Linked DNA regions of Homo sapiens: region 2 is linked to region 1. A link is an interaction called in ENCODE POLR2A ChIA-PET data of the cell type or tissue named here. Cell type or tissue: MCF 10A. All regions are shown on one strand. Each heading gives the region's core, and the rest is flanking DNA. Links, peaks and the distances in the headings are about the cores only. Region 1 overlaps LOC102723967 (a long non-coding RNA gene). Region 2 overlaps SEC24D (SEC24 homolog D, COPII component).

Region 1 (12,679 bases), core at 6,824-9,323:
GGTGCCTTTAGTCCCAGCTACTCGGGAGGCTGAGGCAAGAGAATGGCATGAACCCAGGAGGCGGAGTTTCCAGTGAGCCAAGATTGCGCCACTGCACTCCAGCCTGGGCGACAGAGCGAGACTCCGTCTCAAAAAAAAAGAAAAGAGAAAAAAGAAAATGCCCTCTGTGTGAAGAAAGGCCCAGATAAATTTAACTCTGTCCCTCAGACAACAGAAATAGAAGAATTTTTCACTTAAGAGTTTGTCCTTTACCAAGTTTACTAAGAAATTACAGAAGTTAAAAACTTGCTTATTTAGTAAATAGCCTATGTATTTAGAAATAGTTTTCTTTTCTAATGGTCTCTTTTCCCCATTTTATTATGAAAATATGAGAGTTATATGTAAGTTACAAAGTATAATTTTAAAATGAATACTTTTGAAAGCATTGCTCAACTTAAGAAATAGAATATTATTATGCTATTGAAGATCATTATCTGTCCCATTGCATCTACTGCTGTTTCCTTGTCTCTCCCCAGAAATACCCACTGATACATATTTTAAGTATTCTTCAGCAACTTTTTTTCACTGAAAAAAAAAATTTAAAATCCATCCATGTAATATGTAGCTGTAGTTTACTCATTTTTCACTACAGTTTAGTTCTCCATTCTATGAATATGCTCTATCACATTTAACAATCCAATATCTTATTGACAGACATTTGGTCTTTGACTTTGCAAGCAATGCTGCTACCAACACTCTTGTACATGTTTCTTGGAAACTTGTGCAAAAGCTTTTCTAGAGAATTAACCTAGGAGTTAAAATCATAGATAGTAATGATTGTACCAATTTATTTTCTCACCTGGAGAGTAGGTTAGACTCTAGTGTTGTTACCATCCATGTGGGCATGAACTGGTATATTGTGGTTTCATTTGTATCTCTCTGGTTACTAAAATGACATCATGTTCTTTTCCAATGTTTATTGGGACATTCATTCATATTTTCTCTTCCAAAATATATCTGTTCCTATTTTTGTCTATTTTTCTATTGGGTTATTTGCCATCTTCATCTTGATTTTTTAAGGAATTGATAAATAGTCTGGTTACTGATCCTTTGTTAGCTATTTGTGTGGCAAAAATCTTCGTTCAGATTCTGGTTTGCCTTTTCAACTTTGTTTTAACAGTTAAAAAAATTCCTGGGTGAAACAAAAGTTTAACCTTTTATGTGTTTGAGTATATCAATCTTTTACTTTATGGTTGATGCTTTTTCTGTCTTTCCTAACCTGAAGTCATAGACATATTCTATTCTATTTTCTTCCAAAACTTACAAAATTTTCCTCTTTCACATTCAAGACTGTACTCCATCTGAAATTAATTTCTTATGGGGTATGAAGTAGCAATCCAATTTCATTTAATTTTTTTTTTTTTTTAAGATGGAGTTTCCTTCTGTCGCTGGCTGGAGTGCAATGGCATGATCTTGGCTCACCACAACCTCCAGCTCCCGGATTCAAGAGATTCTCCTGCCTCAGCCTCCCAAGTAGCTGGGACTACAGGTGCCTGCCACCACGCCCAGCTAATTTTTGTATTTTTAGTAGAGACCGGGTTTCACCATATTGGCCAGGATGGTCTTGATCTCTTGGCCTCGTGATCCACCCACCTCGGCCTCCCAAAATGCTGGGATTACAGGCGTGAGCCACCACGCCAGTCAATCCAATTTAATTTTATACTCACATGGATAACACTTGTCCTAGCTTAATTATTGAATTGTCCATCTTTTCTAGCACTTGTTCTTCCTCTATAAGAAGATCTTGGTTTATCTTGGCTCTTCCATATACATTTTAGAATCATGTTGTGAAGGTCAAGAACCGTGAAGATGCTGAAATTTTTACCCTACTTACGAAACCAACATGTTAGTTCCGTGGATGGAGTTCCACGATGCTGGAAGAAGACATGAACTCCTGGGTCAGAGATAAAGGACTTTACTTAAGGAAGAGCAAGCAGCGTGAGTTTTGTATTAGCATCAGTTCTTGTCTCTTAAGTCCCATGGGGGTGATGCAGATGGGCTCAGATGGATGCCTGCATATACACTGTAATGGGTTGCATTATAGGAGAACCCTGAACTTGGGGAAACTGAATTGTTTATATTGGGCAGTAAGTAAACCTGCCTTTTCCTCTGAAAGAGACACTACCTTCTTTATATTAGACAATAAATTAAACTGCTCTTTGCTGCAGAGGAGGATACCATATTGTCTAAGGCTGTTCACTATACAGACATCCCTGATAAGACAGTCCAGAACAAAGGGCAATCAGTGTCTCTCTTATCTTTTAATTTTTAAAGCATTCACTTATTAATTTAAAAATCTCTGTTATACCTGCAGTACTCCCACTTCTCATTCCTAGTAGCTTATTTTTACTTCATCACTTTTTCCCTTATTCAATCTTACCAGAGGTTTGTTCAGTTTGTCAATGTTTCCAAATACCAACACTTCATTTTATTGCTTCTGTACTTGACTTTTTTTTTTTATTTCATAGCTTTCTGTTCTTTTTGATATTATTTTCCTTTTCCAACTTTCATCGGGTTCATTTATTATTTAGTTATGGTAGTTAAAATTTTTTATGATACCTTTCTCTTTAACTCCTGAATCACCAGAATTGTGTTTAAAAATTTGCAAACAGAAATAATTATTTTTAGCTATTATTTTAATTTATGTGTTTTCATGATAAGCTCTCAGCTGTAAAAAAAAAAAAAAACAAATTTGAGAGGGCTGAACACAATACAAGTTTATTTCTTATTCATTCGAAGTCCAACATAAATGTTTCTATATATGACACAGAAAGCAAGTTCCTTCCCTTTGAGATTGCCAACATTCTCAACAAGTATCCCTGTGTGCTTTTGATGAAGAGGAAGGAACAGTATGGAAGATTTCACAGGATATTCTGTGGTCAGGCCTGCAAGTACATGCGTCACTTCTGCCCACATTCATAAGGACAGAGCTAAGTCTCATAAATACAAGGAAGGTGAAAATGTGATTTAACTGTATGCCTAGCACAGAAAGGAGAATCAGAATCCCTGCCACATTTTCTAATGTAACTACATTATGGTCATAACATGTGTTCTGTATGATATCAGTTCTTTGAAAAATTTAAGACACAGCCCATTTTTGCAAGTGTTTTTTTGTGTGTGTTGGAAAATAATGTATATTTTCCAATTACTAAATGCAAGTGTCTGTATATGTATATCAACTAAATCAAAGTTGTTGATTTTATTGTTCAAATTATTTGCATCCTATTGGTTTTCCTTACCTACTTTATGCATTAATAGCTAAGAGATATGTATTAAAAATTTCCCACAGTGTTGGTGGATTTGTCAATTTCTCCATAGGTTTTAAAATTTATATGCAATTTATTTTGAGGCTATGATATTAAACAATGTAAATTTGCAAATGTGATCTCTTTTTATTATATTCTTTATTTTTATAGAGTTCTCTTATTAGTATTTTTTTCCTTTAAAGAATATTTTGACTGATATTAATTATGGTCATATTACTTTTTTTTTTTGGTTAAATTTGCCGGGTTCTCCTTCTGAAACTTTGATTAGATATTTTGGACTTTCTCACTCTATTCTTCTTGTGTCTTCAACTCTTTTAAAATATTTTGCATCTTTTTATCTCTATTGCTTTATTCTTTTTCTTCTTTTGCAGAAGAACATTCCATTTTATTAATTCTCTACTCCATTGTATCCAAGTTATTTAACCTTTACATTGAATTTTTACTTTTAATTATTATACTTTTTACTTCTAGGAGAACTTTGCCCTCAAATTCTGCCTGATTTCTTGCTGATTAGTCATATTTTTACCTCTTTCTTGTTTAAAAAATTTTTTTCCTTAAACACATAATTTTTCTAAAAAATTTATAATATATTCCCTATATTTGTACATTTCCAATATTCAAGTTTCTGTTGTTTATTATTTCTGTGACACTTGCATGCAATGGCTTAGTTCAAATGTATTTTGTGATTTTTTAAAATTGATTCTGAAGTTGTATTCGCAATAAAACACAATCCTTTGCACTTTTCTAATAAATACCAAGGTTGTGGATTCATTTCTCTAGGGAAAATCTGTGTTTCTTTTTGCCACATGTCTGCAGACATTACAGGTCTGGAACTAGTTTAAAATGAGTCCAGAAAGGAAAACTTTCAGCTTGTAATTTTCCTTACCATGTAAACAGTGCAAATTTTGATCCTAAATTCATGTCTGGACTTTCCAGTGGTACAGATTCTCAGGAGAGCCTTTTCTCCCACAGTCAAATCTTTGCCAGACACTTTTGCTTGCTGCCTTCCTGTGTGAGGGGTCATTTGTTTACTTATGTTGTTCTAGTGAACTCTTTTCCATGTGCTGACCTTCCTGCGCATGGCTTCTGTGCTGGTGGTCACTAATGAAACTCTCTGCTCTCTGAAAATGCAAAGTTCCCGGCAGCCTGGATGTGTGGGTACTCCCAGGGAACCCAGTTGCTGCAGTGCTCACTTATTTCCCTAAATTTAGATTCTTACTTAATTCCTGAGAGCCTCTTCCATTCATTTTAAAAGAGCTTTTAATATTTTATCTAACTTTTTTTCAATGACCTAAGACATGAATTTTTCTTTTATTTTTCCAACTTGCATTTAAATACAGTTGGAAAATAGTACAGATATTTGTAGGAGATACCATTTTTTTCAGTTTGTTACCAATGCTGAGTGCCTTAATGAATTGTGGATCTCTTGAAATGATTCCAACAATTGTCAGAATGGATGAACTTTCAATGGCAGATTGATTGGCATCACTGTTAAGAGGCACGTGAAAACCCAAAGCTAGCACTTCGACTAAGTGACGCTGTTAGCCTCTGGGGTGTCATGCCACTCTGTAGGGCTTGCTTTTTCTCATCTCGAATTGCATTAGTTTATCAATTATATCTTCCCAAGTAATATGTATTATAGATGTTCTAGGATGTATTAATCTTTTTGATCCCTAGGTGTTGTCTGGGACTACTTGAGCTCCTGCTAGTCACTTTTTTGAGTTTCTAGCAGTCTCATGTCATTACCCCAATATGCCATACTAATATCATTTTTCCACATGTACTCTTATAAAAAAGATTAAGAAGAATGGTCTAGCAGATCTTTTAACAGTCTTTCTGTCTCTAAAGCTGTTCATTCTAAAGATTCTATTAATGCACTTTTCTTCTCTGGGCACTTACTCATTGAATGAGCATATTGTATCCAAGAGAGAAGCGGATGGATTTTAGAGTTGCTTTGAACTGAAATCTTCAAAAGGAGTCACATATCTTTGTTAATGGGAAAAATCTTAAGAATTTGGTTCAAAATGACTTGGTTAGAACTACTGACGCCATTCTAGGAAAACAGTTGTGATGATTGGGACCAGCCAAGGCCCTTTATGGCTCCAAATTATATTCGCTCATAACTACTTCCATTGTGTTAGTTTACCTCCTCACTTGTTTTCCATGAGCGCAATATTCTAGAGGCAACTTAGAGGTCAACTTACGTGCCACATGTCCTTTCCTTTCTTTTTTTGTTTATATTTAACAGTGTGCTTTTGTCTTGCTTTATGTTTTCCATCCCTCTGTTTCCCTGCTAGTTTGAACAACGTGAAGAAGCAGAGCTTGATTTTACTTCCCCAGGATGCATACCTATAGAACATATCAAAAACAATGATTGGCTTTGCTAATACCTGAAAGTATGGAGCCCAACATGCTCTACTTCTGATTGTTACTAGCATGATTCTGAGTCAGGCTTTAAGGAGAATGCTTAATGCTCAACAACCCAGAGTTCAGTCTGGCTCTGAAGTAGCATTGCTTAGGCTGGGATGTTGTGTGCTGCTCAAAAAGCAGATTTCTGTCTCCACCTGAGTCCTACTGAATCTGAATCTCTATGAGCAAGAGGTCAGGGGATCTGCAGTTTTACAAAACTGTAGTTGTAACTGTAGGGACTATTTCTCTGGAAATGCAAGAAAGAGCAATTAATTTGTCTGGAAAATAGGGAAAGGGTTTGAAGAAGACATTACAGAAGAGTTTTTGTTTTTGTTTAGTTTGTCTTTGAAGGATGAATCAAATAATTGGCTGATGGGGAAGACCGGGACAGGATATTTCAGTCCGAAGGAGGGGCATGAGTAGAGGTGCAAGAGTGAGGCTCCGTGGCGTATTTTGAGAGCTGTAAGTGGTCTAATGTGACTAGGTTGATGCCTGAAACAGGATGAGGGTGGAGATAGGAATCACAGAAGGCGGGTCTGAAAAGCAGATTAGGACTGAATTGGAAAAACTCTTGAGTGGTGAGGAATTGCATTTTATTTCATAGGCAATAAAAGCCATCAAAGATTCATGATTAAAATGTAGGAAGATTTTCATTTTATAATATAACTGTGGGCCAGGCGCGGTGGCTCACTCCTGTAATCCCAGCACTTTGGGAGGCCGAGGCGGGCGGATCACGAGGTCGGGAGATCGAGACCATCCTGGCTAACACGATGAAATCCCGTCTCTACTAAAAATACAAAAAATTAGCCTGGCATGGTGGCAGGCGCCTGTAGTCCCAGCTACTCGGGAGGCTGAGGCAGGAGAATGGCGTGAAGCCGGGAGACCGAGCTTGCAGTGAGCGGAGATCATGCCACTGCACTCCTGCCTGGGCGACAGAGCGAGACTCCATCTCGAAAAATAATAATAATAATAATAATAATAATATAACTGTGACAGCAATTCAGGGAATGAATTCAAGGGAAATGAAACTAGAGGCAATGGGACCACCTGAAGATTATTAGAATAGCATGGAAGAATGATTTTAACATGGTAGCTGGGGAAATGGAGGAAAAGGGGATAGATTTGGGATCATTCATTGACTCAACAAATATTTGTTACTGTTTCATACATACTGAGCCCTATGCTAGCTACTAGAAAATAAGAAAAACAAATCATGAACTTCCTAAGATGAATACAATTATGTAGTGTGTGTGTGTGTACGCATTCATACGTATGAGTACAAGAAATATTTTTTACATAATGGTGTTCTCTTTGTGGAAGAAATAAATAATTTTGCTTTTCTTTATTAGACATTATTACTTTTTAAAAGTGTCTTTAAATAAATAGAATATGTTTTTAAATTTTTATAATTAAAAAATTTATATGATTTTTCCTCCAGGACCCTAGCTAGAAGACAGATTAATAGTTCTTGATTTAACCACTCTGTTACGTAGCTGTTCAATAATTTATTACATGTTCAAGGTCAAACTGATTATTTCACTCTTTTCTAAACTTTCCCTTATTCTTCATCTTTTATTTGAATGTTTCATAGCTACCCCTCCAACCACATCTAAGCAGTCACCAAGCCTTATTGATTTTTTTTAGCTCTTTATCTCTTTCATGAGGTTCATACTCATGTATACATCGGCATGAACTCTTAATCTAGATTACCTGGGCTCAAATCCCAGCTTTCACATTTGCTGAGTGCATCCCCACGAGCAAATTATTAAACATCTATGATTCTCAGTTTTCTCATCTGTATAATAGAATTAATATCAGTTCTTGACCCATAGGGTTGTTGTGAGGATTAAATGAGATAGTTTATGAAGGACACTAAAAGTAATACCCAGAGAGTAATTAGTGTTAGTTATTATTTGGATTATTTAGGAAAAAGAAAGGATTTTAGTCTTAAAAGATAAAAAATGTAACTTCATGAAACCCTTAAGAAGAAAAAAAAATGTCTTTGTTGCTTAGTTACCATAGAGAAGGTAACTTTTTACTGTGTTTTGATACAGGGATAAAAATGGTGCAAAACAATTAGAGTTTTCAATAAGAAGCATAACTAATATCCCAGTCATGTCTTCAGAATTTAGCTGACAGTTGTTGAAACACAGGTTGATAAGATAAAGAGCAAACCTAAGATGTTTCTTAAGACAGGGCTCTATTGTGTCCATGAGGACCATGAGGCTATTTTGCTCTTTTCCAGGCATAATAAATTATTTTGGATCTCTGGACTAGGAACTATGAGGACACATTCTCATTTAATGTCTTTAACCACTGCTTCCATTTTCTTATGACTAAGCATTGTGAAATCAAAAAGTTAACCACCTACAGGAAGTAGAAGCCTGGAATATGGAGTTTGGCTACATCCTCTCACTTGCTAGTGAGTCATATTGTTTATATCCTTTTTCTTTCTTGAGAACAATTGCAAAAAAAAAAGGTAGTTAGGATTTCCAGGTTTTTGTGATCTTTTCTTTTTGGATAGAATATATAAGTGGATTTAAGAGAAACAGGTGACTACATCCCCCCCACTGTCCCCACTGAGAGAGTAAATGTATCACATGGTCTGATATGTAAATCTAACTCCTCTGGTGATAAAGATGCCAGCTGATTCACATATCTTTTCAGATTCTTATTATTCTTAGAAAAACTAATTTTTCAGTATTTACTGTACAACAGTCCTTGTTCCAGGTACCTTACAGATTTTAATGTATTTAATATGCACAACAGTCCGATTAGTCCTAACAGGAGGTACTAGTATTATATACCCTTTTATAGATTAAGAAACTGAGAAGTAGACTAAGAGGTTTGCCCTAGTAAGCAGCAGTTTGACTCAAAAGTCCATGAGCTTAACCTGCTTTAGTGTATGCTGGTTACTTTAAAAGAATTGATAAAATAGTATATTGTGATAATTAAGCATATGTATGTGTTTTAAAATAGCTTGAAAAAAATATGAATAAAATATAGTAAGTGCCTCATTACATGTCTTTAGTAAAGAGTGTACAAAAACATTATACTTTTTAAAAGCACTTTATATATGTTATCTCATTTGATACTCATGAAAACCTTACAAGTAAAGCAAGGAAAAATCCTTTTGTCCCCATTTTAAAATGAGAAAATTAGATTCAACAAGATTAAATTACTAGTTTAAGTTTGCAGAGTAAAGTCGGGATAAAAATCTAGATCTGTCCAGTGTTCTTTCCATAAGACCATCTTCCTACTTCTATAAATAGTAACTCTACAGTGCCTTCACAGGGTAGAGGAGGCAAGAAACGAAATGTGACATTTTTAAAAAAGAGTTTTTACTGAATCATGGAAAAGTGCAAACTAAGGTGGACACTTACTATTCGTATTGTATATGATCCCAAACCTGACTTTTGAGAGAGGAGTTGTTGGATCATTTGATTTTATTTTTAGGTGGGAACTAAAAGATCCAGTCTTACCTGTTACTGTTGTTGTTGTTAATTTTCTTGAATAAATTTAAATGTAATTCAGAGAAGAATAGAAAATTGTGTTTGATTTTATTAGGGGCCTTTCCAGAAACTGACCCCTAGTTGTTTGTATCTGTTATTATTCAATGAGACTAGTTTTAATTTTCATAATACTATAACTGCTTGTGATAATATCATAAACTAGGACAATTTATCCCTTCTGCTTTGTTTTTTCCAAATTCACAATATCTTTTAGAAGTTCATCACTTTGCTCTGCTACACATGGTGTACTAATCAAATTCTAGATTTACTCTATTCCAGAACCAGGCTTTCCAAGTTGCTATTTAGGTTCAGTGGGCCACGTTCCCTCTAGGCATGGTGCTTTTCCATAGGTTACTCTGAATGAGAGGACAATAGATATGTTCGAGGTTGTTTTAGAAATCTGAAAAATAAGTATCGGAGAAAATGCATAAATGAGATATACAGAAAGGCAAACAAGTGAAGGTGGGGACTGGAGAGTAGATACAAAACTAGAACTATTTTGCTGATTTTCTCTTTCTGAAGAAAGTCAAATCATTACACTCTCACAGGGCTTGAAAACATGGCTCTGGCTGGCAACCAGGGGTAGACACACTGTGAAAACATTTGCTGCTCTTTATTCTTGAGTTGAATTTTGCCTACAGTGAAGCAGACCACAAAATGAAGGGAAGGTTGGTTCATGAAATTACATAAACTTGGTCTATTTATTTTTTACCTTAATTATCTTGGAGCTATTCCAAGCATAATGAGAACCTCAATGGTCTTATAGAAAATAAAGTTTGGGCCTTGAGTTTGGGACCACATTCATTCATGTGGTAAGAGGTGGGCACTGGAGCATAAAGGTGACAGTGGATTTTCTGGTTGGTGTTATGGTCCCATGTACACAATCACCCTGTAAAATCCTTCACTTTGTAAAGTGAATGGGCCAATCCTCTTTTTCACATGTGCTTCTCAGCATGCTGCCTTTTGTAAATTTTTTGGTTATTCTAATGGCTTTCTTTGATATTTACTATATCTCCTATACAAAAATTGTGGTTGTTAAGGAGGGGGAGAGAAGAGGACTTTTAGCTGAGTGTGATGGGAAACTCAATCTTCCTAATCCGTATCCTCCCATTAGTAGTCCTATGTATGTCTTCCTTAAAACCAAGGAAATTCTCCATTTTCCCATATTTTATTTAATTTTCTCTTTCTTCTCTGTGTTTTTATAGCTCTTAATTCATACTTCTGATGTGGAATTTGGTATCTAATATATGTTTTATGTCTCTACTGCTTGATAATCAGTACTGTATTATATTCATCTTTTTCTTTTTGTCTAATGCCTAACAAAATCCCTCCTTGTATACAGTAGATATCCAATCAGTGTAAAATGAATTAATGAGATCACTATTTCCATATATTTTTCTTTACCTCTTTTTACAATGTACTTTTTTTATATGTTACTTTTTTAATTAAAAAATGAGATCAAAGGCCGGGCGCGGTGGCTCACGCCTGTAATCCCAGCACTTTGGGAGGCTGAGGCGGGCGGATCACGAGGTCAGGAGATTGAGACCATCCTGGCTAACACAGTGAAACCCCGTCTCTACTAAAAATACAAAAAAAAAAAAAAAAAAAAATTAGCAGGGTGTGGTGGTGGGCGCCTGTAGTCCCAGCTACTAAGGAGGCTGAGGCAGGAGAATGGCGTGAACCCGGGAGGCGGAGCTTGCAGTGAGCCGAGATCGCGCCACTGCACTCCAGCCTGGGCCACAAAGCGAGACTCCGTCTCAAAAAAAAAAAACCGAGATCATATTATTTGAAGAAGAATGTGCTAATTTCTGGATAATTCCTTTTTTGACAATGGGTATAGTAATCAACTATGAGCAAGCTCCTGAGAGACTTTTAAAACCATGCCAGAAGCAGATAATAATGAGCCTCAGATGCGCATCTGGAAGGAAGCTGATATTTATTGGTCATCATTCTCAGTGGTAAGCTCTGGCTAGATCCAGAAACCCTGTCCTTGACTGGTATGTTGGTTAACCTCTATGCAGTGGCTAGTGGGTAGGGTTGGTTATTTATGATGATGATAATGATGATGATGATGGTGATAGTTATGGACATGCTGGACACTATGCTTTCCACATGCTTTGTTTCTTCTAATTGTGTGGTGTAGGCACAGAGAAGGTAAGTGACTTTCCCAAGGTCACACAGCAAGGAGAGGGAGTCTGGCATTCAAACCTCCACAGTTTGACTCTATCCCTCACTCTTAACCACAACATATTCTGTTATTATCAAGTTGTTTCCCTTTCTGGAAAAATTAATGAGTTGACGTGTTAAACATGAAATTGAACTTTTTCATGGAAATAAGATTAGTATGAGGGTTATTTTATATGTATTTTTAATGACCCTTTGCCTAACTTTTAGTAGGAGTGACCACTAACAACATATTTAACCTATTGATTAGTATATAAAGCAAGTACGAGTAAATGAAGTAAGCGGGGCAACACAGTAATGAACCATTTTAAATTATAAGAAACATACTCTATTTTATTATACTATTTGAAAGTTCCTGTCTTCTTATTCTGTGCCTTAATTTTCTACAAATCAGAGTAGGAGGTAACAGTTGTTATCAGGAATATGGAATTCATAAATGTTTTTAGGAGGATATTTATAGGCATTCATCTGGAGAATTTTGTGAAAGATTGGATCACTTCACAGCTTTGTGTAATGTCCCTTTTCTTACAATAAACCTTCCTATACAAAGAACAAATAGAGAAGATCAAACTCTTGATCATTATGTTATCTTTCAAAATGAAGGTCTTTCTATGCTCAATCTGCTATTTCATTATCGCTCATAACTTTATCTTAGACCCCTAGCTGAATTTTTAATCATTTGATTCTTTACCACAATTTCACCATGTAGTATATTTTTGACCCTTAAAGTTTTATTGTTAATGGCATTCAAACTCAAAAACACAATTCAGGTTGATTCTGTATCCAGATACCTAAAGCCTCTGATCTTGCTCTCAAATCCTACATTTTGCTTTCTAATTGCTTATAATAGTGGTTCTCAGTTAATCAGGAGTAATTTTGCCCCCCAACGGACATTTGACAATGTCTGGAGACATTTTTGGTTGTTACAACCTGAGGAGTATGGTGCTACTGGCATCTAGTGAATAGAGACTAGAGATGCTACATGCACAGGACAGCTCCCCACAACCCACCCTGGCTTCCCCATTATCCCTTACAAAATGTCAATGGTGCTGAGGTGGAGAAACTATGGTTTATAAAAACCTTTACTGGGAACATTGCTTTGTTACCTTCTCAACTACTACAGAGAATTTTTAGGTACTATATGAAAAGTTAATAGGTCTGATTTATAAGGAACTTATACATTCAAATAACAGTTGTGTTTCAAAGCCAGAGACAGAGGGAGGGAATGGGATCCAGAACTAAGGTTGGGAGCTTAATTTTTTTCCAGCA
Region 2 (12,679 bases), core at 4,498-6,997, 390 kb after region 1:
ATCCATGCCTTTTCAGTACAGATGCATTTTTTACAAATAATATTTTTGTCTGTGGTTGGCTGAATCCATGGATGCAGAACCCATGGATACAGAGGGCTGACTACGTCTGTGCTGTATCATTTCAGTGATGTACATGTGTCAAATTCCAGAGGAAGAGTTTTTTCCAAAAGACAGAAATAATTGTCTTCTGTCAATTATGGGAATGGGTGCCAATAATTTTTAGTGCATTTTCCCCACAGTTTTGGTTTTCAGGTAATGAACTACACCAATGTTCAAGTACATGGTTTTATGTTTTTAACATTATGATAATCTCATATTGCTACTTCTATCTAAATGTTATAAACTGTACTAAAACTTTGATTTTCTTAAATCTAAGACATTGCTGCCTGAAGTGGGAAACCCATACTCTCAACAACTCAGAATGATAATGGGTATTATCCAACAAAAGAGGCCATATTCAATGAAGGTAAGAAAGCAATTTTATTTTTCCCTTTATTCAAATGTTAAAAATTTCATTAAAGACTTAACATGCACACCCTATATTTTTATGACGTGATCTTTGATTTTAAAAACTCACACCATCACAAATCTAAAATAAAAGTTAAAAAAACCTCACATTAACCTCTAAGTATATCTACCTACTTACCAGTCACAAACATAAATGGCTATTACCATGGGTTAACTATGGGGTATCTTAAGTCAGTATTAACTTCATGATTTAATAGCAATTGGTACCATTAACAGACTTTGAAGTGACTTTTCTTCTGGTGCCTAAAATTACTTAATTATAAAAGTATCATTTAGAACATTTGTAAAATTTGATTTATTACAATGTTTAATTTATAATCTCTGAAAAGTTTTGTTATTCTTGTCCTTCCAAGCCCTTCTAGCCTTTTCTGAGTTTGAGTAAAAAATTTTAATATGTCTAGAACCCAAGAAAATTATATGTTGTTGCCACGTTCCAGATACTTACTTGTTTTCCTTCCCAAGCTCAATATTAGAGTCTCCTGGGATCTAGAATGTATAGATGATGATGATGTGCTGTGTAACACTGCTTACTGAAGAGCTATAAGACACTCAGCTGGAGGCACGTGTCTACAAGTGCCAGGGTATTTATGGGGCCAGTTGTCTCCTGAAATGTAAATGTGATGTCAATCTGAACCAACATTCGTAACTGTGAAAGTAACTCATGCATGCAAACATCAACTTTAGGTAGAGCTTAGGTAAATTGAACTAATGACATCTGGATGAATACACAACTTTTCTAGAACAGTTTTCACACCACACAGCACCTATGGTTCAGTTTAAGGGCAGGACCTAGAGATGACAGACAAGGCTCAAACTAAACACATTCTCTTAAGATTTGGTTACACGTTTTTCTAGGGCATTCTCTCTGAATGCCCTAGAAACATGTAACCAAATCTTGAGTCTCAGGAAATGCAAACTGAAAGCCACTGGTATTTAGAATGCACAGCAATAATGATTCACCTTCATCCCAGCTGCAGCAACTGCATCCCTCCAACTGGGCATTTGCAGAAAAGAGGCAAGACTAAGCATGGAGATCATCCTTGTGCTCAGTAGTTCCTCCTTCAGGGAAAAACATTAAACTTTCCTCTGCTTTCTCCCACCTGTTCCAACCACTTATCAAAGTTATGTCAGCTTTGGTTATAAAACCATCTGGGGGTGAGCTTCAAATATTATATGTGAATAAAATATTAAGCACCTGTGTGATAAAACAATTTTAGCTTGAATACTTAAAGAATCAGATTTTCTTATGTACTATCTGCAAATGTATCCATCTGTTCATAGAGTGCTATCTCTATAAAGAATTAGAAATATCTAAAATCTACAGATGTCAGAGTTGAAAGGAATCTGGGAGATACCTGGCTTCCTGTAGCTGCACATCACAGACATGAAAGTGAGGCTCAAAGGAGCTCACTAGCTTGGTCCGGGTCTCACAACTGGATCATAGCAGATACAGGGCTTGTACTAGCTGCTTAGTCCCAGTGCACTTAGCATTCCACCCTTTCTCTGACACTTGAAAACTGACTAAACAAAGGAAATGAAAACATACTTTTAAAGGGTTAAGATTAGGTAGGAGAAAAGAGTTGGTATGGAAGGATCAAGAGTAACAAAATCAAATCTAGAAGGAACTGCTACCTTCCAGGTTATGCTAATTACTTTTTCAAAAACAGTCCTCTTAGACCTTATTGTCAGATTATTCTCTGTGGGGAACAACAACAAAAAAAGATTTCTACCACAGTATATCTACAGATGACCGAAACCAAGTGCCTTCCTGAGAAATTCTAGTCCTGCCCTGCACAGTTCTCTGTGCTCCAAATGTTTTTTATTCTCTCTCCTTCCACTTGTATTTTCTAGATTATTCCTTTCCCATTGGCCCTTTTCCAGTTTACAAGCTGTTCAAATCTACCTTCATAGAAGCTGCCACTTCTCCAAGATTCTGCTTCCCTTTCCTCATTCATTCTACAAATATTTATTGAACACCGGCAATATACCAAACATTCTACAACCAAGCTCCTTGAAAAAGTCTATATTAACTGCTCTTTCCTTCTTCTCATCTCTCCACTTCTCTGTAAACTGCCAAATTGCTAAAGACAATTGATTCTCAATCCTTTTATGCATTTACAAGGTTGACTACTTCCTCAAATTCTCTCCTGTCAGCTTTCAAAACATCCCCTGCTCCTGATTCTTCTTTCTCAGTGACTCTTTTTCATAGGCTTCTCTTCATTCATCTGCCACTTAAGAGTTGGTATTCCCCGAGGGTTGTATCATGGCTCTCTTCTCGCTCAACATGTTCTACCTGGGCCTTCCTAATCACTCCCATGCTTTAGCGATTCCCTGTGAGTCAGCCAATGAAAGATGAGATTGGCTTTTGAAGCACATTAATTCTTTAAGACCTCTGGTAAGGTGACCCAGAGAATGTCACATTCAGAGTTAGCCAGTCTTCCCTTGGAGAAGGCACACAAGAAGCAAGGAGGTGACAAGCAGTGATTATTTTAATGTTCTCTTCCTACTCTATAGGGCCATCCCCCTCCCTTTAGAAATGTAAAGCGGGGAAATAAAGATGGATCTACCAATCCATACCAGTATGCTTTCCTTTTATTGGTGTGGGTGTGCCCCTTGAAGAGACGACCATCACTGTGTCAAGACAGGCCAATACCACTTCCATGACTCCACTCCCCTGAGACCTTCCACTATACTTTCTGTGTCATCCTGACACCTGTAGATAATCAAATGGTAGGATAGGATATTAATCACTGTAGCTTAAAGCTAAGTTTCTCCCAAGGCTGACATTCATTCCCTGTTCTACTTACCACCTCAGCTCATAGCGAGACACTTTTGTCAGAGGAGGTTGTACAATGAGCACCACACAAAAACAAAAAAAAAAACCCAAGTGAATGGCAGCAATAGAAAATACCTCAGATGAGCAATCTGACCTTCTTTCCATTAATTTCCATAAAGAAAGTAAATTCTAAAGAAATTGGAACTTCAAGTCTTTCCTCCTTCAATGTCTTATCCTGCCCAGCCTCAGTCTGAATTGTGTCAGAGGCTAGACCCACACTGCCCCTACCAATCATGGACAATAGTAAAGTTGTAGTGGCATGTGGGAGAGGGTGGATAAAACATAAAATGAAAAGAATCCTGACTTCAGGTTCATCAGGAGGCAAATCTTAAACTTCTTTGGAGAAATCTCATTAAGGGTTAGTTTTGCTTCCCCATGTAGGAGTGGAATCTGCCTATGCACACAGCTATTCCAGTGCCAACTCCCAGTACCTAGAGCTGACACCCAAAAGCCAAGGCATCACACATATCTGTATCCACATGGAATTAGCTGAGTTGTGGCAACAGCAGTTGTTCTTATATATTATTATTTTTACTAGGTCGGGGCAACTTAAAACCTAACAGACTTGGATCCAGGCCGAAACGTTATAAAGGAAAAAAGCAAGTGGTGTTGACAGAGTTACTCTCTGCTTGATAACTAAAAAGCATAGAATGCAAAAGTAGGGAGGGCCCTGCCCTCCTAGCCAAAATTGCACATACCTTCCCTGCTGCAGCTGGTGAAGCAGCTAACTGCATGTGTTTCCCTATTGCAGGCCTTTCTGGTGGGTTTACCTCCTGAGAGGAAGAAGTGAGAAATACCCTCGCTCCTCTTAATTACACAGGAGGCAGGTGGAGAGGCATTGTTGTGCATGTGTGGCTCAGTTAACCCCACTTGTGGCGCAATAAATATGAAATTATGACAATTCAGATCATCTACCTTGACTTCCTCAAGTAGGAATACAGGTGTAGAAAGAAGGGTTCAAAGTGTTCATGACAAAACTGCCTCTCTTCTGGGCTTCTTCCCTGTGGGTTTCTTCTTAGAGCAGCACTCTCCAGTAATGCAAATGAATATGCAATTCTGTGTTTTCTGATGACTGCATTTAAAAAGAAAAAATTCATTTAAATAATTAATTTAACCCAGTATATCTAAAATATAATTTCTATATGTAATCTGTATCAATTATTGAGATATTTTTATATTTTATTTTTCATACTAAGTCTAGAAATCTATTTTTTTCTAGAATCTTATATAGAAAATATAGAAATCTTATATTTACAGCACATCTCAATTTGGATGAGCCACATTTTAAATGCTCAATAGTATGTGTGTCTGGCTGTTGTACTGGACAGCACAGGTCTAGAGAATCATGATGAGCAAAGGACAGGAGTTCTCCCTGTTTTCCCTGTGTGTTAACCTCTCTAGCATCTCTCCAATCTACCCCCTTTCCACCTCCACTGCTCTAATTCAGAACCTGATCATCTCCCACCCAGACACTTCAAACCACTTCCTATCTAGTGTCCCTCATCTCACGAATGTATTGTACATACTGCTGCCACTTAACTCTCTCATTTCATTCTTCTGCACCTTCACTGGATCACATTTCCTACAGAAACCCAAACTCATTATGATGATAATTTGTCCCTTTTAGAAGAAGCCTGTGATAATTTACATGCCAGCCATAATTGTATCTCTGGTACATGGCACATGTATTCCAGTATGGAACACTTTCTAGCCCTACCCCTATCCTTTAAGGCTCAGGGGACAGTTACTATCACTGTGAAGCCTTTCCCGTAACACTCTGCTTAGGTTTCATTTTTGCCACTTAAAATTGTATGTCTTAGGTTTTGGGGTTTCGGGGTCCATGCCTCTTTCCACTCTAGATATCAGGCACTTTCCCATCATCCTCCATAGCCTCACACATAATGGGCATTCAATAATGTTTGCCAAAATTGAAATAGACAAAATTGACCCATTTTCAAATAATGTTTATAACCAGGGGCTGTTACTGTTTTGTTTTTTTTTTCCTAGCTCACAATTGTAAAGCAGCGAGAACAACCAGAAATGGTTTTCCGACAGTTCCTGGTAGAAGACAAAGGACTTTACGGAGGCTCTTCTTATGTGGATTTCCTTTGTTGTGTTCACAAGGAGATCTGTCAGCTGCTTAATTAATTGAAACTTCTCTGTCATTGATGTTGCATTTCCAAGGAGATAATCTCCTTCTTGGTGCCTAATTTTCTAGATGATAATAGGCTAGTTTTGATTTCTTGCTCATTTTCAGAATAACTTTCCAGGAAGAGATGGCATTTAGAACTTCAGCTTTGGTGCTCAGGTATAAAGCCAATTAAGGTACAATTGTACCATAAAGGGAACAATCTGTTTCTGATTGCACAGTTTCTAATTTTTAAAACTGATGTGGTTTGCATTTCATAAAAGGCAAAGTTTACAGAACCATAAACATTCTCAATTTTCTTTATGCTAGACATATAAATTATTTTTCAAACTGTATAGATTTGGGGTAAAAAGTTGTCTCAGTTCCTCTCCCAATTGCAATGAGAAAAAAAAGCTTAATTTTTACATTATACTTAATTTTCTAAAACCATGTAACTCCATTGAACACATTTTTCAACTTAAGGTCTGCATAGCAGACTTTTAATAACCTTGGGATTTATCTGGTAGAACAATATGTGTTCTACATTTTTTTCATAATTATATATTGTGTATGTTAAAACTATTTTCCAGTTGTTTTGTCTGTAAAACTGTCTTTATCAATATGCTTAATGGTTCTTTGTACAATTTTGAAAGTTTCTACCTGTATATAATGGATGTTAACCAGTATCAATAAATCACTTCGTATAATCTTAGTAGGTAGATTTATTTATTTATTATGTATTTTTAGGTCTTAAAAAGAAATAAGGGTAGTATTCAAAAAGTCTTGGCAAAAAGTTGTTTGGGTAGCTCACTAAGAACAAATCAGGAAAACAAAATTTTCTCTTTTTTTTTGAGGGTTGAGGAGTACTAGGCAATAAATCTAAGAAACATCATATTATACTTGAGAAAGGCATTTCAAAGTTCTCTAAAATGTTTTTGTGGGCAAAATAAATAGAAATGGGCGACATGAAACCATTATTAATGAATATGTCTAAACCTAGAAGAATGATTTTGAGTGATGTCACAAAGGCATCTGCCTCTACCTGCCCTATTCAACTTTGTTATCAATTATATGAATAATAATAGCTAACATATATTGAGTACATATCGTGTCCCAAGAACTGCACTATGTTTTCTGGGAACATATGCACATGTATTCTTCACAGCAACCCTGATCCTGTTATCAGCCCCATTTACACATGAAGAAACAGGCTTAAGTTCCTTGTCTCTGATTATATGGCTAGTAAGATTTATTTATAAATTAGATGTCATGAAGTAGGTAGAAAAACAAATACAGTGACAGAACTAAAATCCCCCCCATGTTAGCCAACTGGCATGTTGCTTCAACATCAACTTGGATGAGTTTAACATCATCAACTTGGATGAGTTTAACATCATCAACTTGGATGAGTTTAACAAGAAGAAATGTAAGCTCCTAGACTTGTGTCCAAAAAACAAATGCATATGCAGGAGATCATTCTTGGAAACAACACATGTTAGAAAAAGAACTTAGGGAGTTTGCCATTATGAATCACTAGTGGAATGAAAGCAGATATGATGTCAATCTACCTTATTACTAGGATAGGCTGTCAAATGAGCATAGTGATGGTTCCACTCTACTCTGAGGTCAGGCCACACCTAGGCGCTTGTTCAATTCTAGGCACCATGCCCTATGTGAAATAGAAGCACAGAGCACATTCCTTTATTCATTTGAAGGCTGTCTAATGATTTGTTCTTTGTGTTCCTTAGGGTATAGAACCAGAATCATTAAATAGAAGTGACAGGCTGGGTGCGGTGGCTCACGCCTGTAATACCAGCACTTTGGGTGGCCGAGGCGGGTGGATCACTTGAGGTCAGGAGTTTGAGACCAGCCTGGCCAACATGGTGAAACCCCGTCTCTACTGAAAATACAAAAAATTAGCTGGGCGTGATGGCAGGCACCTGTAATCCCAGCTACTTGGGAGGCTGAGGCAGGAGAATTGCTTGAACCCGGGAGGCAGAGGTTGCAGTGAGCTGAGATCGCACCATTGCACTCCAGCCTGGAAGACAGAGCTAGACTCCAAAAAAAAAGAAGTTACAAAGTTCCACTTAACACAAGAAACTTCTAAATAATTAGGTGCTCAAAGAATATGCCATTGGAAGTAGTATCTTCTCATTTAACAAATACTGACTGCACATTTTCTAGGTGCCAAACACTAGGCGCTATACTGGAGAGACAACAGTGAACAGTACAAGCAAAGTCCCTGCCATCTCTACAATTACAGGAAAGTTTCAGAAATGCCATGAAATGCTACAGTAAGCACACAGCAGGGATATCTGACCTGGTCTAGCTGGGGGGGCAAGGTGTAGTCAGTAAAGATTTTCCAGAGGAAGTTACATTGAAGATGAGACCTGAAAAATTGTAAACATTTGCCAGGTACTTGGCAGTATTGGTAAATATGCCAGCAGAAGAGAAAATAAGCATGAAGGCTCAGAGTGGAGAGGGCACACATCACCCTTTCAGTAAACTAAAGAACTTAAACTTGACTGGAACTATCAAGGAGAGACAAAGTCGTAAAAGATAAAGTTGGAGAAGCAAGTAGAGTGAGGCTTAGCCAAGGAAGAGTTTGGACTTTATCCTAATGACAAAGTGAAGACCTTCAAAGTAATTTAAGCAGGAGCAGCAGGATCACTCTAGAAAGATCACTTTGGGGTTGTAAGGTGATGTAACTTGCAGCAGACAGACCATTTAGGAGGCTATCAGAATAGTACATTTGAGTTCACGATGGCCTGAATTAAAATAATGGTATTTAGTTGTTGGGGGTGGGGGAATTGGGGGAGAGGTGATGTAAGGGAAGAGAAAGTGTCAGAAAACGATTTGTTTTGAGCAACTGGGTAGACAGATGATTCTCTGAGAGGAAACAGAAATAAAAACAGCTTGTGTATGTCAGTGTGTATGTAAAGGGTATAGTTCAGATTGTACATATCTAAGGTAGCTTGCAAGCTATCCAAGTGAGATAAACTATAAGACCTAAAAATATGGGTGTGAAGCTCAGCAGAGAGCTGTAAGCTAAAGATCTGCAAGCCATCTACATATATATCAAGAAAAGGAAGCCACACAAGTGGCTGAAAAAACTTAGGCTGACTCTGTAGAGTGGGAAGGAAGCAAATCCCTAGGGCAGAGAGTCACTAGAAACCTTGAAACTGGGAAGGGCCAGAGAGGTAAGAAGGGAACTTGGCTAGAAGATGTCACAAACCTCAAGGTAAAAGAGGGGGTGCATGAAGAGAGTGGGCAGCCAAGTTACAGGCTTCCAAAAGACAAAGACAAAAATGTTTGTTGGGATTAGTAAAAGGTCATGGGTGACTTTGGTGAAGAGCAGTTTCTCTAAATCAGTAAGGCTAAAGGCTAGATTAGAACAGGTTGAAGAAGGGGAGGCAGAATGGAGGCAACTCAAGAGGCGACGAGCGGGTGGATCACAGAAAGGGGAGGATTTTTTAAATTTTAAATTTGTTTTAAATTTTAAATTTTAAGGGATTTGCCATTCAAATGCTGGTGGAAAGAAGCCAGTATTATGTGGAAAAAATATAGATAGTGACAATACTGTACTACAAAGAATGTTGAAGATTGAAGACAGAGAAAAAATATTCAAAAGAGCAAGACCCTTGGAAAACAGAGGGAATATAATATAAATGGTGAGGTTAGCTTTCATGGTAGAAGAAACCCAATATGTAATGGAAATGCTCCAGTGAGTCCTGAATGACCACTTGCCAAAAATGGTGTAAGTGCTGCTCTGAAACGGTGCTCCCCATCCCCAGACTGGAAGAGCTGGTGGAGCACAACGGCTCAGACCCATGTCGCTCTGGACCCAGCGACATGGGTTTCTATACTAGTTCCACCACTAGCTGTGTGATCCAGGGGAAGTTAGAAAATTTTCTGTGTCTGTTTCCTCCAGTTTTTTCAAGAATTAAAGTTTATAAAGGGCCTCGAACAGTGTCTGACACATAGTGCTGCTATTTAAGTATTCATTGCTGTTATTGTTTTATTAGGTTTTTTACTAAACTTGCTAAGGATCATAAAAACTAGGACTAATCTGACTCCTAATAGGATTTGCTACTATGCCACCAGTATCGTAATTGACATCCTCCAAATCAAGCTCTTTAAATGCTATAGAAATTCCAATTAACAGATGGTTTCAGAGATTAGAATAAATTTGCCATATGAGAAATTTGCAGCTTAAACTACTTTAAATGCTAAAAACCAACACCTCAATAATATATAAACCAAAGACAAGAACTTGTATTTCAAATGTTAAGGAACCATTATTTAAAAAAAAGAAATGAGTTCACTCACTTTTTGAAGGCACATCTTTTGAGGTTACCAAATGGCAACTTTCCTAGAAGGTTCACTTCTAAAAGTCTAACATAATGGTAGTAGACTGAGAATAATTAAGAATCATCTAGACTTGTGTCCAAAAAACAAATGCATATGCAGGATATCGTTCTTGGAAACAATACATGTTAGAAAAAGAACTTAGGGAGTTTGCCATTATGAATCACTAGTGTGGAATGAAAGCAGGTATGATCTCAATCTACCTTTGGCCTCAAAAGACAAGCGAGTACTTGTACCAAAAAGAGAAGTTTTAGGGAAAGTCCACCAAATATAATTTTCTAACAGAACTGTTCATAAATGGTTGTTTGGGAAAGTAATATTCTCATCACTTTTTTTGTTGTTGTTTTTTGAGACAGGGGGTCAGTTTGTTGCCCAGGCTGGAGTGCAGTGGCAAGATCATGACTCACTGCAGCCTCAACCTCCTGAGTTCAAGTGATCCTCCTGCCTTGGCCTCCTGAGTATCTGGGACTACAGGCATGTGCCTGGCTAATTTTTTGTAGAGATGTGGTTTCACCATGTTTCCCACGCTGGTCACAAACTCCTGGGCTCAAGCAGTCCTCCCGCCTCAGCCTCCCAAGGTGAATTCCTCCTCCAATGAATAGCAGTTTTCAGATAGTTCAGAGACATATCCCTATCATGTTTCTTGTGCAGGCTAAACTCCCTCGATTTCCAAAATGTACCCTCATAAACATTTCCAGAGCCATTGTTATCCAAACTTAATACATGAGAATCTAGTTTTGAATCACGTAAAGAACAAAGTCAATTTGGGGAGACAAATTACTAGTGTTTCATTAAGGAAACTATAAGTGGATTACAGATGCAGTCTCAAGAATACATGAGTTGTGTAAGAATTTCCTTTTTTTGGAGATGGAGTCTTGCTCTGTTGCCCAGGCTGGAGTGCAGTGGCGCGATCTCGGCTCACTGCAACCTCCGCCTCCCGGGTTCAAGCGATTCTCCTGCCTCAGCCTCCCAAGTAGCTGGGACTACAGGTGCCTGCTGCCACACCCGGCTAATTTTTTGTATTTTAGTAGAGACGGGGTTTCACCATTGTTGCCCAGGCTGGTCTCGAACTCCTAAGCTCAGGCAATCTGCCCGCCTCAGCCTCCCAAAGTGCTAGGATTATAGGCGTGAGCCACCGCGCTCGGCCGAGTTGTGTAAGAATTTTTAGGGAATGCTTTTTTATTTTATTTTTCCACTTTTTTATTATTTGAGATGAAGTCTCACTATGTCACCCAGGCTGGTCTCCAGCTTTCAGGCTCAAGTAATCCTTCCATCTCAGCCTCCCACATAGCTAGGATTACAGGGTATCATGCCTGGCTTTGATAATTTTTTAAAAAATTATATTACAGAATTACCATTCAACCTATTACTGAGTATATGCCCAAAGGAAAATAAATCATTCTACCAAAAAGACACATGTTCATAGCAGCACTATTCACAATAGCAAAGACATGGAATCAACCTAGGTACCCATCAATGGTGGACTGGATAAAGAAAATGTGGTACACATACACCATGGAATACTTCACAGCCATGTAAAAGAATGAAAGCATGTTCTTTGCAGCAACATAGATGCAGCTGGAGGCCATTATCCTAAGCAAATTAACAAAGGAACAGAAAACCAAATACCACATGTTCTCATAAGTGGGAGCTAAACATTTGCTACACATAAATATGACAACAATAGACACGGGACTATTTGAGGTGGGAGGGAGGGAGTGGGGCAAGAATTCAAAAACTGTTGATCCAACAGTGTGTGCTCACTTTGTGTTTCTGTGTCACCTTTTGGTAATTATCACAATATTTCAAACCTGTTTATTATTATGTCTGTCATGGTGATGTGTGATCAGTGATCTTGGATGTTACTATCATAATTGTTTTGGGGGTGCGACAAACCACACCCATATAAGATGGCAAACCCTAATCAATAAATGTTGTATGTGTTCTGATTGCTCCACCAAAAAAAAAAAAAAAAAAAAAGAAAAGAAAAAGAAAAACTTGGGTTCTGTGCTCAGTACCTGAGTGACGATCATTCAGACCCCAAACCTCAGCATCACACAATATACCCAGGTAAAAAATCTGCATGTGTATCCCCTGAATTTAAAATAAAAGTTGAAAAAATTCTCTTACCAGTTATAAAAACAACTCTTTTGCAATGAGATTTGCAATTTTAAGACCTTCTGAAGAACGAGACTCTAGTTTTTTTGTTGGTATTTTTCAATATGAGGTATTCCTTGGGTTCATGAAAAACTGTTTAAACACACATTATTCATGTTTGAAGAATACCATTTTAGGATACCCAATGGGGTTTAATGTTACCCAATCAATGTTTTAGGGACCCCACCTCATATGCCTATGTGTCAAAAAGGTTATTACCTTCATGAATTAGGGAAGTTTCAAGCAGATATGAATTGCAACTGTAAACTCTGGTGTGCAAAAATGTCATGTTTTTAAAATCAACCTGACAATCTGAATCTCTATCCCACAGGACTGAAAGGGAATCTTTACTCTCTTTCATCCACACTGATGACTAGTGTCAAAGTGCCCCATGGCTTTGTGAAGTCCAGGGCTCTCTGCTTTCACACCATGCTTGGGGAAAATGAGTGAGTGGTCTGGGCTGAGCTACTTTCCCAGTGGAGCTCCGTGCCACTGAGCTCTTTCCCCATGAGGTTCTCTCCCCTAGGGATTATAGGCGTTGCTGTTGCTGACCAGCAGCAGTTTCCTAAGACTCCTGGGTGCCACCCCACACCCATCCTCCACCATCCTGTCCACCCCCCTTACTCAGGCAATCTACTGTCTCTATTATTCACCGGAGAAAT

Evidence for each region. ChIA-PET counts read pairs that join two places held together with the same protein. Peaks named below come from ENCODE experiments on the same cell type or tissue, not always from the same donor. Only the 100,000 strongest peaks of a DNase experiment are listed, where the experiment ranks them.
Region 2: POLR2A ChIA-PET joins it to region 1 with 5 read pairs; 2 of 35 experiments call an interaction of 5 or more read pairs at or near these places.

The regions. Positions count from the first base shown.
Region 1 is chr4:119,108,831-119,121,509 of GRCh38, reverse strand. The region is part of intron 2 of LOC102723967 (a long non-coding RNA gene); the gene reads right to left. LOC105377395 (a long non-coding RNA gene) reads left to right here. Exons shown (of 5, transcript XR_007058251.1): 3 at 1,409-1,528; 4 at 1,818-1,977; 5 at 2,810-3,397. Among named protein-coding and RNA genes, the nearest start is that of MYOZ2, 21 kb to the left of the region's middle. In MCF 10A, for the core only: no CTCF peak of the experiment used is centred there; a DNase peak (open chromatin) is centred at 8,099.
Region 2 is chr4:118,716,348-118,729,026 of GRCh38, reverse strand. It overlaps SEC24D (SEC24 homolog D, COPII component), which reads left to right. Exons shown (of 23, transcript NM_014822.4): 22 at 377-466; 23 at 5,372-6,204. The coding sequence ends at 5,512. Among named protein-coding and RNA genes, the nearest start is that of METTL14, 37 kb to the right of the region's middle. In MCF 10A, for the core only: no CTCF peak of the experiment used is centred there; no DNase peak of the experiment used is centred there.